Linked DNA regions of Homo sapiens: region 1 is linked to region 2. A link is a loop called in an ENCODE intact Hi-C map of the cell type or tissue named here. Cell type or tissue: heart right ventricle. All regions are shown on one strand.

The links. A loop is a pair of places that touch in the nucleus more often than their neighbours do. Peaks named below come from ENCODE experiments on the same cell type or tissue, not always from the same donor. Only the 100,000 strongest peaks of a DNase experiment are listed, where the experiment ranks them.
Region 1: a loop joins it to region 2, with 3 times the contacts of the local background. A loop is called at or near these places in 32 of 110 quality-filtered maps.

What each region holds. Positions count from the first base shown.
Region 1 is chr18:13,556,822-13,559,321 of GRCh38, reverse strand. All of the region lies in intron 4 of LDLRAD4 (low density lipoprotein receptor class A domain containing 4), which reads right to left. Among named protein-coding and RNA genes, the nearest start is that of MIR4526, 53 kb to the left of the region's middle. RefSeq lists an enhancer at 801-900. In heart right ventricle, CTCF peaks have their summits at 877 and 1,079 (motif pointing left); a DNase peak (open chromatin) is centred at 1,011; H3K27ac peaks cover 967 bases.
Region 2 is chr18:13,800,007-13,802,506 of GRCh38, reverse strand. No RefSeq gene overlaps it. Among named protein-coding and RNA genes, the nearest start is that of MC5R, 23 kb to the left of the region's middle. In heart right ventricle, a CTCF peak has its summit at 1,352; a DNase peak (open chromatin) is centred at 1,346; H3K4me3 peaks cover 722 bases.

The DNA of each region.
Region 1 (2,500 bases), 240 kb after region 2:
TCTCATTTGTTTGTTTGTTGGTGAGGGGCTGAGTCACAGAAGCAGCTTCAGAAACCCCACAAGGAAGCAGCCATGCAGATGCTGTGCTGATCACCCACTAAAGTGTCCCTTTGTCACTAATCAGTCAAAAATTATTTATTGAGGAAAAATGAAAGTAGGGACTCCCTCTTTCCTTAAAGAGACAGTGACACCTTTACAGATACCAAAGATCAGTGGTGATCCATCGAGACTCCCTGCTTACTTTTATCTAATGCTGGTCTTGCAGCCAGTGGGGTACTACATTCTGGGGTGCTGCCGGTGGCACGTCTAGTGACAGTAACAGTACTTCAGTGCCTGCGAGTCGCATTAGCTGGGGAGCTGGTGTGCTTCCCACTTCTGTGATTGCCCTAGTGCACAGGGTGGCCCCCGATGACTTGCTCTTGTAGAGGGGCAGGGGGAGGGCTGGGTGGGAGAATTCAAGGTTATGTAATGCTTACTGTTGATCACCTATTAACAGAAAGCAATGGTGGCAGAGGTTCTCTTTGGGTGTTCATATTTTATATTTTTCTTACTGTTTTATATTTTTCATACTTTTTAAAATTTTTCTTAGTTACACTGGCTAATAGCAAAATTATTTTGCATTTCTGAGTAAACAGTAACTCCTATGGAAGATTACCCAGAAACACATGAAGTCCTCGTGGGACTCGTTCAGCTAGCTGATAAACATTTACGACTGAGCCATACATGTGCCGATCCTACTAGGAATAAAAATTTGCTACCCATATCCCAGCAAGTGCTGCCAATTCTTCGGGTTACAGCTACATAGATATAGCTCTTCCTCTATTACTGCTTTAATGCTTTATGAGTAAGCTGGGATGTCTGTAGCCAGGTGGGTCTAGAACAATGTTTTCCAGGAATGCTCTTCACCACGTGGCCTGGGCAACCTGCCCCTGCTGGCCAGAGAAGTCGGGTACGAATAGGGGAACTGAGGTAGGCAAGTGGTGCTTCTGCATGCCCCTGTGGCCTGGGCGGATCCCCAGGGATGTGTCTTCAGAACCCATCATGTCTTGTTTTCTTCTGCCAGAGTGACACCTACTGGGAACTATGGAGGAATGCAGCCCACTCCTCCGATACAGTCCCACTCAATATTCACCCTGGTCTATTTTTGCACAAGGGTAAGAATTTCAACCAGCTTGGATAAACACACAAGTTGTGTGACATGAAGATAAATTTGGCAATGGTTGCTTAGAAACTGACAACAGTGCAATCAATAGGCAGTTTCCCAGAGCGCCCTACTCCAACACCTTTTAAAGTGCCAATCAAAGTTTGCAAAACCATTCATTATATTTCAATATGTGGAATTTTTTTGTACCTTGAAAAAATGATTAGATTTTGTTCCTGTTTAACAACTTACTTCTAATTCAAATTCAAAGTGAAAATAATGAGATTGGGCATCAAGAATTTGGACATACTGGTGTCTGGTATCGAGGTTCTTCAGCTACTCAATGCACGTGATGATGGTGATGATCATGATGGTAACAACAGACAATAACACATATATTACAATGCCACATACTAAGTGTTTTACAATTCTTAGCTCACTTCTTAACAATTTCTCGTCTCCCTATAAAAAGCTTTGTCTAGGCCGGCTGTGGTGGCTCACGCCTGTAATCACAGTACTTTGGGAGGCCAAGGTAGGCAGATCATGAGGTCAGGAGATCGAGACCATTCTGGCTAACACGGTGAAACCCCATCTCTACTAAAAATATAAAAAATTAGCCGGGTGTGGTAGCGCATGCCTGTAGTCCCAGCTACTTGGGAGGCTGAGGCAGGAGAATGGCGTGAACCTGGGAGGCGGAGCTTGCAGTGAGCCAAGACCGCATCACTGCGCCCCAGCTTGGGCGAAAGAGCGAGACTCAATCTCAAAAAAAAAAGGCTTTGTCTAAAGAAACCATCCTTAGGCACTAGTGTTTGAGAAGGTCAAGTTTAGGTTAGGATCATGTTCAAAGTGAAGACAAAGTCTAGTTTTTTGCTTATTTTCTTTTGAGACAGGATCTCACTCTGTCACCCAGGCTGGAGCACAGTGTTGTGATCATAGCTCACTGTAAGCTTGAACTCCTGGGCTCAAGTGATCCTCCTGGCTCAGCCTCCTGGGCAGCTAGGACTATGGGCATGTGCCATGATGCCTGACTAATTTTTTTTTTTTAATTTTGTAAAGATAGGGTTTGCGGTGTTGGCTAGGCTGGTCTCAAACTCCTGGGCTCAAGTGATCCTCCTGCCTTGGCATCCCAAAGTGTTGGGATTACAGGTGTGTGCCACTGAGCCTGGCCGTGCTTATTATCTCCTTAAGCCAGATGAAAGTGCTGTAACGTCCAAGCTTGGTTTTCATCACCATGCATTGCTAATATCTATTAATCACCCTTTATAAAGCATTAATCACCCTTTAAAGGGTGGTTCTCTTTAGACGGGGGAAAAGAGCAACTTGACAGTGAGGAAACCTAATACACCTCAGTCAGGTGAT
Region 2 (2,500 bases):
TCCCCATTTTTAGATGGAGAAGCTGAGGTTTGGTGGGATTCAGTAATGCCCAAGGTCACATGGCTAGAAAGTGGTGGTCCCAGGATTCTACAAAACCCGCTCCAAAGCGGCATGTGAAAAAACAAGCAATTTTTAATAAAGAAAAATTCAAATGAGATGCACTGGGAATCTAAACTTTGGACCTAGCTTTTCTCCTTCAATTCTTTTCAGTTTCTGCTACTCTGAACAACCTATTTTTGTTTTATTTTATTTATTTATTTTTTTTATTTATTTATTTATTTATTTATTTATTTATTTATTTATTGAGACGGAGTTTCACTCTTTGTTGCCCAGGCTGGAGTGCAGTGGCGCAATCTCGGCTCACTGGAACCTCCGCCTCCCGGTTTCCAGCAATTCTCCTGCCTCAGCCTCCCAAGTAGCTGGGATAACAGGTGTGCACCACTACACCAGGCTAATTTTTTGTATTTTTAGTAGAGACGGGGTTTCACCATGTTGGTCAGGCTGGTCTCAAACTCCTGACCTCAGGTGATCTGCCCACCTTGGCCTCTCAAAAGGTTGGGATTACAGGCTTGAGCCACTGCGCTTGGCCTGAACAATCTCTTTTTAAATGGAATGTCACATATCTCGAAGAAGTTAAGGGCAGCAACCTCCATGTATATAAATAGTTCTTGTCTGGTGGATGGAAGTTAAAATGGCATGCCCTTCTCCAGTTGAACTTGTAAGTCTTCTGTGGAGTAAAAGACTATGGCTACATCAGTTCAATAATGTAGCATCTTGACATGAATTTCTATTTTCAGAAAATAGAGATTAAGGAGAGGCTATTTCCAGAGTGAATAAGAATGGAGTAATATTTAGAAAATGTTTCCTAATATTAAAACCTCCTCATCTTGGGAATAATTTCAGAATACCTGTTTCATAGACGTTCTACAAGAAGTCGCAGGTAGCCATGAGTTAAGACACTTTCTATAACTGCCTTTCTCCATGAATGTGTCGATTTCAGCGCTCACTGGGCTCCCGTGCACAGCTAGGGGCTGGGTTTCCCGAGGGGCGCAAACGTCAGGGAGACCTGCTTTGTCCTCAGGCCGTTTACAGCGAAACGAAGCAGAAAGAGAGAAGCCCAGAATGAAAATCACATAACCCAGAATGTAGCAAAAGAGAAGTAAGAATGACTACAGGATTCGGAGAGGGAAACCAGCCCACGTCTAACGTACTGGGCAAAATCTCAGCATAAGGCGGGGTTCTGCTCAAAAGGCGCAACTGAAGAGGCAGGGACTATCCAGAGCGGAGGCGGAGCGCGCTGAGGCCGCAGAAACCGGCCTCAGCGGGAAGCATTCCCGTCCCGACACCTGCGGGCCCGGGGGCGCTAGCGCTCCACCAGAACCAAGGCTGCACCAGCGCAGGGAGTGGCCACGGGCAGCACCCAGCCTCTCTCCGGCTGCCTCCGCATCGCCTGCCGGGGCCTCCAGCGGGGACCCAGCTGGAAGGGGCTCCAGGCGACGCCTCCCGGTATCTGAACTGGACAGAGCAGAGAGTACTGCATCTAGCCCAGCCGTGGCCCGCCCTGCATGGCCAGCGAAGGTGAAGGCTGCGCAAAAAACTGCACAAAACCAGGCAACACCAGAACCTGCCCCCAGAGAGGAGGTTTGCAGACTGAGTAGGAAATAGCTAGTTAAAGAAAATAGAAAGGTGACTCTCAGACTAAGTAAACAGCATGACTGAAGGCAGGGAAGTGCGAGGCTCCTGTTCCTAGATGGTGAGGAGTGACTTTAGGGAGGGAGAGCCCACCAATCCTTAGGAACCTGCAATCTGACCCACTGTGCACACAGGCAATCAGTACACAGGGCCAGGACTAGGGCCAGGCAAATGAGAAACTCACCCCAGGCACAAAATGTAAGAGAATGCCCAAAACCTCCATAATCGAGATAAATAATACTGTAATCCAATATTTTTTAAAAATCAAAATTAATGTAAAAAGTTCATGATGAACATAATATCAAAATTTGAAATGAAGACAGTATCAACATTACTGATTTTTCCTGTGTAATGTGCATGTTAGCATGGCAAAGTGACTGCAGTGCGGCGGGCCGACTGGGAGAGTTGCACCCAGAGTGGACACCAACTCTAAGCTGCTTTCATAGCGTACATCTGCACTGCCAGCAGAGTAGCTGGCAGCTGCATGTGGTCATTTAGCACCTGAAATGCAGCAATTGAGACGCTAAATTCTTAATTTTATTTCACCTTAATTAACTTAAATTTTAACATTGATACTCAATTCAGTGATTGGAAAACGTATGTATGGTTGGAACAACTTGAGTATGTGAATTCATTTTTTACAATTGTAGATGTTATGAAATCTAAATAAAGATCGAGCATTTTCTTTGAGAATTTAGCATTCAAATTGTATGTGCTGTAAAACACACACTGGATTTTAAAGCCTTGGAATGAATAAAAGAATGTGACATATCTCAATAATAATTCTTATATTGAATACATGTTAAAA